3 separate regions of the Homo sapiens genome follow, and all the other regions are linked to region 1. Evidence: chromatin contacts called from ENCODE Hi-C or POLR2A ChIA-PET data. All regions are on one chromosome and are shown on one strand. Each heading gives the region's core, a stretch centred on a gene start or an enhancer-like site at or near the end of the contact. The rest is flanking DNA. Distances are from core to core; before and after follow the strand shown. Region 1 holds the start of CBX3 (chromobox 3). Region 2 holds the start of GSDME (gasdermin E). Region 3 holds the start of OSBPL3 (oxysterol binding protein like 3).

Region 1 (3,789 bases), core at 628-3,127:
GGAGCACCCCCCCTCCCCGCTCTTCGGTGTGGCTTCCGAACGCAATGGCGCCATTTCATCGAGGGGAAGGCTGAGCGCCTTTAATGAGGTGCGCAGGACTCTAAAGATCCAAGCTCACAAAACACTCCAAATCCACCTCGAAACGATATGAAAACAGCCCGAGAAGAAAAAAAAATAGTTAACCACTTCTACTTCTTGATAGAGAAAGCACACTAAGAAAATAAAAGAGTTATAAGGAAAACGCTGAGAGGAAGGCGAGCCATGAAAATGGCGGCCGCCAAATCCGGTTCCCGGGAGAGAGGGGGAGGGGAAGCTCCGCAGCCTCGCTCACGAGGACCTGCTGCCCGCCGAAACGCTCGCCGAGGAGACGCCGTGGCCCCCGAAGCAGCGTGCTTTAGAAAGGGAATAAGAATTCCCGCCTCCGCGCCCCACTTTCACCCCAGCGGGGCAGCGTCCGCCATGTGAAAGCTCCCCATCCCCCACCCCCAGTGAAGGGAAATGGCGCCGGGAGGCTGAGGGTGGGGAAGCTGTTTGTACGCTCAGGCCTCCGCTCAAGACCCCGTTCATAAACCTTAAGCCCCACTGCTACTGAATTGGTCCGATTTCCTGCCTCTCTCCCACGGAGGCGGCTGGCCGACTTCCACTGAGGCGCCAACGGCCTCGCCATGCCCTTTTCAATAACTCATTGATTTCAAACCCGTTACCTCCATCGCGGACTCAGTCGCTTCAGCCCGATTTCCCGCAGCCGAGCGAGATGAGAGAGATCTCCGCGGACGAACACGAACCGGACTCGTCCTGGCGCTGTAGTGAGAACTGCCGCTGCTCGAGAAACAACTCTGCGAGGAGCACCTCCGCACGGGACCCGGCGCTGCTGCTACTGCCGCTAGAGCCGCTGCCGCCGCTTTTCTAGAACCTTCCCCCCCACTAACGCGTCTTCCGCTACGTCAGGCCGTCGCGTAAACGCCCTATCCGCCGCCAATGGCGGGAAGGCTCTACGCCCCACCTTACGCCAAATGCGTACTCCTCCCACCCTTGCGGCCAGAGACAGTACCCGACGTTACTTCCGTAAATGCGCTCAATGAATTGCGGAAGGCTAGAGTCCTGCTAGTTACTACCTCTTGGAATAGGGTCCCGCCCCCTGCCTTGGCGCAAGGCAGGTGAGAAACGGTCGCGCAGTTTGAAATTAACGCCGACGGGAGGGGCTTAATCCGCAGCCTGGAGATCCAGCCCCCTCAACCCGGGAGGTGGTCCCTGCAGTTACGCCAATGATAACCCCCGCCAGAAAAATCTTAGTAGCCTTCCCTTTTTGTTTTCCGTGCCCCAACTCGGCGGATTGACTCGGCCCCTTCCGGAAACACCCGAATCAACTTCTAGTCAAATTATTGTTCACGCCGCAATGACCCACCCCTGGCCCGCGTCTGTGGAACTGACCCCTGGTGTACAGGAGAGTTCGCTGCTGAAAGTGGTCCCAAAGGGGTACTAGTTTTTAAGCTCCCAACTCCCCCTCCCCCAGCGTCTGGAGGATTCCACACCCTCGCACCGCAGGGGCGAGGAAGTGGGCGGAGTCCGGTTTTGGCGCCAGCCGCTGAGGCTGCCAAGCAGAAAAGCCACCGCTGAGGAGACTCCGGTCACTGTCCTCGCCCCGCCTCCCCCTTCCCTCCCCTTGGGGACCACCGGGCGCCACGCCGCGAACGGTAAGTGCCGCGGTCGTCGGCGCCTCCGCCCTCCCCCTAGGGCCCCAATTCCCAGCGGGCGCGGCGCGCGGCCCCTCCCCCCGCCGGGCGCGCGCCCGCTGCCCCGCCCTTCGTGGCCGCCCGGCGTGGGCGGTGCCACCCCTCCCCCCGGCGGCCCCGCGCGCAGCTCCCGGCTCCCTCCCCCTTCGGATGTGGCTTGAGCTGTAGGCGCGGAGGGCCGGAGACGCTGCAGACCCGCGACCCGGAGCAGCTCGGAGGCGGTGAAGTCGGTGGCTTTCCTTCTCTCTAGCTCTCGCTCGCTGGTGGTGCTTCAGATGCCACACGCGTCCCGGGGGCCCGGTTCTCCGCTCCCCTCCCCTCCCCTTCTCGCCGGACCCCGCGCCGGGAGCTGCGGGAAGGAGTGGAGGGTCGGGCGGTGGCCTCGCGGCTGGCCTGGCGCGCGGCCAGCGCCGGTAGTTAGTGGGGGGACTGCTCTGCCCTCGAGGGGGTAGGGAGCTGTGGCGACGGTTGCCCCATTTCGAGACAAAGCGCATTTCCCCCTCCCCTCCCCCACCCGCGTTCCGGCGGAGGCGCCCCCTCCCCCAGCCGCCACGCGGGGCTGGGTCGAGACTTGGGCCTCCCGGAGGGCGGCGCGTGGTCCCGCGTCCGCGAGGCCTGGCGGCGCGCGGCCGGCTGTCCCGAGGCTGCGGCGACCGCCCAGTTAACGTGGCCGCCGCGGGGGTAGGCGCGTGCGGTGTGGCGCAGTGCCCTTGAGCCCCCGTGCCGCGGCCTTTGTTTCTCCCCGCGGATGCGCTGACCACGAGGCCCGCGCTCCCGGGTGGGGGCGGGCACCCGCGCTTAGGCCTCTGGACGCCGGGCTTCAGCGGCGGGGGTCGGGAGCGGGTGTTTGCAAGAGGTGATTCTTTTTTCAAAGTGTCACGAAACGGGGTTGAAGCATCTTAAGTTTTTTCCTTTTGTTATTTAATTACCGATTGGAAAGAGGGAGGGTTTCTGAGCAGAAACCAAGTTGGGATTGCAGAACAGAGAAGATTCACAGTGCTTTACCGTTGTGAGTTGTTTGGGTAATCGTGCCTGGTTTTAAACCGAAAGGATTGTCCTTTAAAAATGGAACATGGACTTTATTATAAATGGGACTTAGATTGGAAAAGACATTGGTCCCCTATTTTAAGCCATGTGAAGCTGTTTTAGGTACCAGGATCCCCAGTAAAGTCTTTCTAGACTCACATGGTTAGGACACGTACTTAAGTACATCATAAGCAATGTAGGTAGGAGCGCAGATCTACTCTGGATTTGTATTCACGTTTGAAATGTGCGCTCTCTACTTGGGGGTTGGAATCCAAACAGAATTTGTATTTAGTTACCTTTTTTGTGTCATGCAAACTTACCTTAACTGTCATGCATTTTTCTAGTAATAGCTCTTCAAGTCTGCAATAAAAAATGGCCTCCAACAAAACTACATTGGTAAGTTAATGAAAACCTAAAATATGTAAGGATTTAACTCAAGTTTTTTTTCCCCACAGTATAACTTTGCATCTCTGTGGCTGAGAAATTTACATCCACATATTTCCCAGCTCTCCCAGTGTAAATTACAGGGGAAAATTAAGAGAAAAACGAATTCATTACAGGGAGATACTGGCTTGGCTTAATAGTGTCTTAACTAGTTCAAAGAAGGCTAATCTTTGAAGGACAGTGCAATGTGGATTTTGCTGAGGATTTTTATCTTCAAATAGAAATACACACATTTTTGCAGCGTTGAAAAATGTTACATAAAATGGTAAAGCCCTTGTTGGTTGGCATAATTTTTCTTAAATCCCCAGAATTCTGGAGAAGTATTTTCATTAAAGCCCAATTTAAAGAACAAGGTACCTTGTGCACCTAGGTTGGAGCAAAAGTCATTGAATCTTTCAAATTACTTTGGTCACTTTATCTTGTTTTAACTTACTCTAAAACATAGAAGAATATTAAGTTTAATTCATTGCAGTGTTTTGTTTTTTAAACAAAATGATCGAAATCGCAAATATGAGCCAGAAGGGAGAAAAGGCTAGATTTTTTTTTTATCTTATTCAGCCATGTCATGTTACAAGTTTTTTTAAAC
Region 2 (3,789 bases), core at 564-3,063, 1.4 Mb before region 1:
CAGTGCTGAGCCAAGATTCCACCCGAGGTCCACCTGACTCCAAAGCCTGTGCCCTTGACCACTCTACTCTGCTGGCTCCCTGTTCAGCTTTTTTTCTGTTCTAATGTGGGCCTCATATGACTCATTCTGTAACATAAGAAAGTGCCCTTGAAAAAGGTAAACCTCAGTTACGGTGGAAACAGAAATCATTGCTATGGAACATGTGTCATTTCCTTTCTATCTGGGGAGACGAAACATGGCTGTACTTGTCTACTTGTCTCATTGTTAGCAATTTCAGCATACTTTGAATTAGTTTTAGTTTTCTAGATAGCAAAGTGCAATTGGGTCTATTAAATTAGAACAGAGGTGGCATCTTTTATCTTCCTATCCCTACAGCCCAGTACCTGAGCTCATTTTTAATGAGAAGACAAATTAATATTTCATCATTTCTTTCTAAAATAAAAATCGGTATGTGAACGCAATGATGGTCATAAGACAGGCAGGAGCTCGAAAGGAGAAGGAGAGTGAGGCGCCAAAGGCTTTGGGGAAGTGGAGTGGGTAACAGAGGGCAGTCTGGGTAAGAATAGAGAAGATGCGGTGTGGTGGCAGGCACCTGCGGTCTCAGCTACGGGTGTATGGGAGGATCCCTTGAGCCCAGGAATTCAAGGCTGCAGTGAGCTAGGATAGTGCCACTGCACTCCAGCCTTGGTGACAGAGCGAGACCCTCTCTCAACAATAACAAAGAACCTAGCCAAGGGACCGTGGCTAGGGGGTTGGGCCCTTTCTCTCTCAGATCTACCTAATGGTCTGGGCTCAACTTCTCCTTTAGAAAAAGAGCTTGGTGGTGGTAGATTGTGAAGACAATTAATTTCACTCTTCAGCTGCTTCTCCAACCCCACAGCACTCCTTTCATTCCACTTGGACTTGCCCCACCTGCCTGCGTCTCGAGGACAGCGACCGCAAGCCATCCATCCCTTTCATTATCCCATTCACTATTCTGGACAGAGTAGACTCTGGAGGAGTGGGTGGTCGGTGTGTTCAGTCCACAACCAGCGCTTTTCTAAGAGGTGCCCTCTAGTCTTTCCCCTCGGGGTGCAGACGGCAAGCGGCTCTGGAAAGGGTCAGAGGTCCTCAAATGGAGACCAAAGGAAGCCACGCGGGCAGCTCTTGAGAGCCATTCCAGCGCATGCCAGGCACACCGAGTGGGGCTTGGCCTCCTCCCCAAGCTAGGAGCTCTCTAGATACCGGAGCAAAGTGGAGGGGGACTTTTTTCCGTCCAGAGAGACTGAACTCCGTATCTGTTCCGCGGTCCGCCTCCCTGCACACACGCCCCCGAGCCGGGAGAGCCTCCGCAGCACCCAGAGAAGAGACCGGAACACAAAGGATGAACGAATGGGGAGGGGGGGTTTGGGGGGTTGGGAGAACGAAAATACCAGCTGCGCTTCCAACATCCAAGGAAGGAAGTGGCAGCGGGGACGGGGAGAGGATGGGAAGGGGATGCTGACTGCGAGTTGGGGCGGGACGCGGTGATGGGAGGGGACCGGGCCGGGAATGCGGGAGGCGAGGGGAGCGACGGGACCTGCCGTTCCGGCGGCCGGGCAGCCAATCGATTCGTCTCCCCTAGGAAGGAGCGAGGGGAGGGTGGCCCAGAGAGAAAGCGCCGCGCGGCCTCGGCTGCCCCCGGCCCGGGACACCCAAACAGACCAAAGAGGATCCGGAGTGGAGCCCGGAGCGGATCCCGCAGCCCGCGCCCGCCGCGCACTTACCCGCGCGCCCGCTGCTGGGTCCCCGGCAGCCGCGCCCCCTGCGCTGGCGGAGTCGGAGGAGCCTGCGCTGGGCCGGCGGGGGGCGGGCGCTTGGGGAGGGCGGAGAGAGGGCCCGCCCGCCGGGACCTTTGCTCGGTCCGGGCGCCCCAGAGCCGCGGGACTGGCCGCCGGAGGCTGCGGGAGGGGCCCGGGCCAGACCTCCCAGAAGCCCCAGAGAGAGCCGCTTCCCCTCCTTCGTGTGACTCTCTGGGAGCCGGGTTGCTGACGGCCCAGCGCTCAGCCGGAGTCCCCGCGCGCTTTTCGGGACTCACCCGGGAGATGTCGGGGCCTCTCGGGAAGAGTGGGCTGCGCCTGCCTTCCGCGGCCGCCTCGCCTCTTCGCTGCGCGGGACCGTGGGGTTTGAGAGCGGCGCCTCCTCGCGGGGCCGAACCCGCCACCCACAGTGGAGTGTGGACTGACACCGCGGCCTCACGGTTCAACCAGGAAAGTCCAAGGCCTGTCCAGCCTGTGGGAGCCCCTAATGCCCGTGCCTGGAGTAGTATCTGGGTGTGTGGTGCGACAGTGCCCACACTTAGGCCTGCCGCTAATCAGTGATTCATTCCTGTAAACTCCACTCTAAGCTCCTTGAGGGCAAAACCAGGCGCTCTCACACACTGGGTGCTCAACGAATACTGAACGAGGGAATCTCAGCATAGCTGGTGCTCAAACATTGCTTTCTGATGAACTGACTTAAATATTAGCTCTTTTTGTAACATTAGGACCAGCTGAAACCGATTAACCATTACTTAAGTTGTTACAGCGAGGCAGAGCCAAAATCTCCCGGGCGTGTGCAAGAGGGAAAGCTTTCTAATTGTGAACACCGCGCGCCCCGCAGAAGGCTGCATTGGCATCACCTGGGACTGGTTAGAAATGCCAAAAACGCCTGACCCGCTCCCAGGTCCAGAAGACAGATTTAAGCTTTGCCTCTTGTCTCCTTGCCAGTTGACTGGCAATAGAAGTTTTTCTTTTCTCAAAAGCCTGTGCCACAGTTTGGTTTCTGTGTGCCTCAGGTTACGAGCCCATTGCTCAGTGACACTTTCAGTCAGTGTATCGTCTTCACTGTGCAATGCTCTCTACTAAGCTGAGAGCAAAGAGTAAGAGAAAATGAAATTTCTGCCCTGCGAGAGCTCACACAGTATGGAGTTGTGTGGCTGTCTTAAAGGCTGTTCGGGGAGGGCAGGTAGAGAAGCCCGGCAGCGCTTTCCCTTGGGCCCCGCTATGCTTTAAACATATCTCTAGATTGCAATTATCCACCTCACTGTAAAGCCTTTCCTGACTATCCAAATTAAAAGTGCTGCCCACCCACCCACGGGAACACCTCCTAGTTCCTCCTCTGCTTTATTTTTCTCTTTGCACTCACCACCATCTGATAGACTGTGTGCCTCTTATTTCATGTATTATCCTCTCCTGTAAAATGTCAGCAGCATGAGGGCAGCTGGTCTGTTTTGTTCCCTATGCCCAGCACCTAGTTTAGGATTTGACACATGGTAGCTATCCAGTAAATAATTGTTGAATTAAGAAATGAATCCTTTTGTTTGTTTCTCCACCTAGACTGTGGGGCAGTACACATCCTTGCAGTACCCAGCGCAAAATAAGTGCACAATTAGTGGTTATTGGATGAAGAAGTGGTTCGAAATGGTCCATGGTGGTAGGCCCCTGATTTGCTAATGTGATGAGATGTTGGACGAAAGAAAGAATCCCAGCCCTGTCAAGAGACTTTTCATGTATGCTATTGGTTCTCTATCATTATAAAATTATACGGTGATGATTCTGGCTTGTTGCCAGAGATTATTGCATCCCCCGCTAGGGTACTGACCTTAAGAATATCCTCATAAACAGCATACTCATCAGGTTCCCACCCCAAAAAGCCCCAGTCCTCTATCTAGATAGTTACCACTTGTAATTCAGAGTGGGTGAACTTTTTGATGCAACAGTTACTAAGTGGCTTCAAATTCTGTCACTTTTTTTTTTGTCCTGCCTAGTCTTTTAATTAAATGCCCGAGGA
Region 3 (3,789 bases), core at 612-3,111, 1.2 Mb before region 1:
TCATTTATTCATTCTATAAATGTTTACTGCAAACCTACTGCGTGTTCTTGACACAGGGGATCAAGTGATGAACAAGACAGACAAGGTCTCTGCATTCCTGGTACTTACATCCTAATGAGGGAAGGCAGATAACCCAATAACCCAAAGAGACAATTTCAGAGAGAAATTTAAGTGCTATGAGCAACAGCAAACGGGTGATGTGGCTTGGCTGGAGGGGATGGTCATTTAGCTTGGATGCATAAGAACCTAGGCCTGCTTGACTGATCTCCTTTAGCCAAGTATAGTCCTTTAGCCAAGGACCTCACCTTGTATGATACTTGCGGGGTACAGTGCAGATGATGAGAAGCCAGGCCTTCGCTTTCACCCATCTGTGGAAGTATCTCTTTTGCAGCTGTAGTTTAAAATATTTCTAAATGCCCTCATCCCAATACTCAAACTCTGAGGGTCAGAGCAACACCTAGGGGGTCTCAAGCACCTCTGCGCAGTACGCAGACACATGGAAACCGACAACTTCACAGTCCCCTCAGCTCCAAGAGTCCCGACTGAGGAGACTGGTGGCTTGTGAGGCGGAGAAGGACAAGCACAAGTGTGCAGAAGGCAGCAAGCAAGTTGCGTTGCCGAAGGAAGGGCGGCGCGCCCCTGCTTAAGAAGTATCTGGACGACCTGCGACAGTGCCCATCAGCGACTCCAGAGGCCACAAACGCTCCCCGGGAAGCTGGGCAGCGCTAAGAGGCTGCCTGGGAGTTTCTGGCTTATGATGACAGTACTTAAAGAATTTACCTGACCACGGAATAAACAGAGACAGAGGTAGGAAAACCCAACTGTAGACAACGTTCAGACAGAGTGCATAAGTCCCTAAGACCCTGAACTAAGACGCTGCAGGGCCTCCAGGAAAGGACCAATGTGAGAGACACTGAGACGAGAGTTAGGGTGAGCCTGAAGGTGATCTGAACAGTAGTAATTGGAAACTAACAAAAAAAAAAAATTCCAGAAGGGGCCAGAAAGCTGATGAATATGTAAATTCAGACAAGAAAGGAATGTGCCCTGGGCCTCCAGCCCAGCACCGGGGAGCTGAGCAAGCCGGGGTTGGGAAGGCGGGCGAGCGGAGCGCCTGCCCCGCGAGCGTTGTCTCAGTCTCTCCGGCGCGCCCCATCCCGCGGATGTGGTAAAGCTTCGCGCTCGCCCCAATTTACCAGGCTTCCTGAGCCTCTAGCCCCGGCGTAGCGCCTCCCCGCTGCCCAGGACAGCTCCGCGCGCCGCGTCCTCCCGCACCTGCGCCGCGGCCCCTGCGCTCGGCTCCTCCTGGCGGTCAATCCTCTGAGCCGTCCCTCGAGGGAAGGTGTCCTGGGGTGGGTGAGACCCGGGTCCTCCTTCCCCGGGAGCTGCAGCCGGCACCCAAGCTCCCAGGCTTGGGTCTGCCCCAGGGCCGGAGCCTCCCCGGGCGACTCGGACAGACCCCGGTCCGGCAGAGAACCGCGGCGCCCCGCAAACAGCAGCCCTTCCGAGCCCGCGCCGCCGCCAGGCCCCCCGACACCCAGGCCCCATTTAGGCGGGCGCCCCGCCACTCACCTGAGCGCTGTGCAGCCGGAGACGCTCCCTAGTTCCCCGGGGCCGGGCTCCGGGGTTAGCGCACAGAACCGGGAGAAGGCAACCCCGGCTTCTCCGGTACCCCCGCAACGTGCAGCTGACAGCTCCCGCACCGGCCGCAGGAGTCGGGGGCGGGGATGGCCACTTGCAGACAGACTGCGGGGCCGGAGCCGCGCTGCGCACCGGCCGCGAAGCGCTCAAGTCCCCTCTCCCGGGCCGGCTGGCGGGCGCCACCAGCACGCGGCCAGTTCTGAGTACTTTGCCCAGAACTTCTCGGCGCGCGCCGCCCGGCGATTAGCCCGAGGAGCCGCGCAAGGGCGGGAGCGCAGGGGAGGGGCCTGAGAGGCCCAGGGGCGGGGCCCCGAGGGGGCGGGAGGGCGGCAGAGTGATGCACAATCTCACCAATCAGAAGTCGCCTTTCGGGAAGGAGGTGGGGCGATGTCCTCGGAAGAAGCCAGCGGATTCCATGACGCGGCGGGGGAACTAGGGACCCCGGATTCCGGATGGGTTGGGAGGGCGGAGGGAGGCGAGTCCTGCGGCGAGGCACTGGGTGGGGCTCCCGGTGGCCCAGCTCGGTGCCTGCGCGCGGTAGGCGTTCGGTAAATGTTCCTCTAGTGGCTTTTCCGGGCCAGGGAAGGAGGAAAAAGTGAGGGCAGCGCGGGAGGGGCAGGTTTACGGAGAAGGCTCCAGGGGACCCTTGCGGTCGCACAGGCTAGGAGAACTCGACCTCCCGAGAAAGTCAGACTGTGGCAGAGGAGTCGAGAACAGAGGAAATACATAGGGAGGCAGCACTCTAGGCACGAGATGACAAAGGACAGCATCAGTGTGAGACCCGGGGCTCGGAGACCGTGACCCTACCTCCAGAGGCAGTCGTGCAGATTCGTGCCGGGGTGATTTTGTTCTGTGCAGTTTATGTGCAAGGGGGTAGGAGGTGGGGAGAGCACCGTCGTTACTATTAAATCTCCCTGAAAGACGGAAAAGTCCACCCGACTTGACTTCCCACTAGCCCAATGGCCTTCTTTGATCCTAGGACGAATGCAAGCAGCTGATGGTTTGGGGTCAGTTTGCAGACTGCAAATGTGTCGAGTGCCGCAGGTGGCGGGTGGGAAGGGCATGAGCATTTAGTGAGCACCTAGTATATGCCAGGAGCAGTTGCGAGCTTGCAACTGTGAGAAAGGCGCACCAGGCTCCAGTACTCACGGGGCTTGCATTTTTTGTGGAAAGACAGACAATAAAGAAGAGAAAATACATATCTATGCAAAAAATAAAAGGCTGACAGACTGTTAGTACTGAGAGGAGGGCCAAGTCCACTTTCGAAAGTGGTTTAGCGCGTGATGGGGCGCTCACCCTGAGGGCCTCTAGGCGAGGGTGGCTTTTACCCAGATTCCTGAGCCTGGGAAAGGAGCTGCCACACCCAGTCTCGCACAGAGCGTTCCAGGCGAAGGGAATAGCAAATACAGGGTATTTAGCCTCCCTGAAGACCCAACTAACCGACCTCACCGAGCTGGGCACCGCGCGTGGCTCGCTGGGCTCAGCGCCTGGGACGGAGTAAGGGCTCCACAGTGTTAAATCCCCCTGCCAACCACCACCTGCAGCGCTCGACGCATTTTCAGTCTCCAAACTGACCCCAATTCAAGGTTTCTGAGACTCTTTCCGGAGCTATTCTGTTCACATTTCATTCACCACGCTCAGATCTTCGCTTTCTGGAACCATCCCCCTCGCGAAATGTCTGGGACTGTCTGTTTCGGATCTGGCAGGCGGCGGGCGAGGGCGGGAGGCGCCAGAGATGCTGCCGAGCAAATCCACTGTCATGCTGCCCACGTCGGCACACGGAGAAGCTTATTGGAGAAGATTTCAAATCGAATGACTCCGCGGTTCCTAAACCACCTCGCAAAGCCCGACCAGCGCCAGGTGGCTGGACGGGTAGTGGAAGGACGCGTCTGGCAGGCGCGCGGACCGTCCAAGGAGGCACCTTGCCCACGCCCAGCCCCGCCGTCGGAGCAGCTTAGACTGGGTTTTCCCAAACCTCCTTCCGTCTTTCTGTAATTTCTCTCTGAGAGAGGCTTGCTCTGTCCTCCTCCTGCCAGTCCCTTTCCTCGTTCAAGCTATTTTCTTTCTTTTTCTTTTGCTCTCCACCTTCAGCCTCTCCGCCTGTTTCTTTAGCATTGGTTTTTCTGTAGGAGACAAGCCTTCAATCCGAAA

Evidence for each region. Hi-C counts contacts between places; a loop is a spot of excess contacts on that map. ChIA-PET counts read pairs that join two places held with the same protein, here RNA polymerase II (POLR2A). Pooled maps may share reads with other maps.
Region 2: a pooled map shows a loop between it and region 1 (8-fold over the local background). The contact joins the promoter of GSDME here to the promoter of CBX3 in region 1. A Hi-C loop is called at or near these places in 1 of 37 single-sample maps with no recorded cell type and 10 of 50 pooled maps. POLR2A ChIA-PET finds 5 or more read pairs at or near these places in 1 of 52 experiments (Caco-2).
Region 3: a map of ascending aorta shows a loop between it and region 1 (4-fold over the local background). The contact joins the promoter of OSBPL3 here to the promoter of CBX3 in region 1. A Hi-C loop is called at or near these places in 2 of 168 maps with a recorded cell type or tissue (ascending aorta and naive thymus-derived CD4-positive, alpha-beta T cell) and 9 of 50 pooled maps. POLR2A ChIA-PET finds 5 or more read pairs at or near these places in 3 of 52 experiments (CD4-positive, alpha-beta memory T cell, Caco-2 and H1).

What each region holds. Positions count from the first base shown.
Region 1 is chr7:26,199,868-26,203,656 of GRCh38, forward strand. CBX3 (chromobox 3) reads left to right here and starts at 1,878. Exons shown (of 6, transcript NM_016587.4): 1 at 1,878-1,959; 2 at 3,104-3,155. The coding sequence starts at 3,132. HNRNPA2B1 (heterogeneous nuclear ribonucleoprotein A2/B1) reads right to left here and starts at 879. Exons shown (of 11, transcript NM_002137.4): 1 at 705-879. The coding sequence starts at 710. RefSeq lists enhancers at 1-294, 203-322, 295-1,267, 433-822 and a silencer at 1,763-2,582.
Region 2 is chr7:24,755,651-24,759,439 of GRCh38, forward strand. It overlaps GSDME (gasdermin E), which reads right to left and starts at 1,814. Exons shown (of 10, transcript NM_001127453.2): 1 at 1,746-1,814. LOC124901820 (translation initiation factor IF-2-like) reads right to left here. Exons shown (of 3, transcript XM_047421177.1): 2 at 2,012-2,287; 3 at 674-1,919. The coding sequence ends at 1,206. RefSeq lists silencers at 1,364-1,413, 1,424-2,003, 2,814-2,963 and an enhancer at 2,084-2,313.
Region 3 is chr7:24,978,317-24,982,105 of GRCh38, forward strand. It overlaps OSBPL3 (oxysterol binding protein like 3), which reads right to left and starts at 1,862. Exons shown (of 23, transcript NM_015550.4): 1 at 1,570-1,862. RefSeq lists silencers at 1,252-1,461, 1,512-2,021 and an enhancer at 3,162-3,331.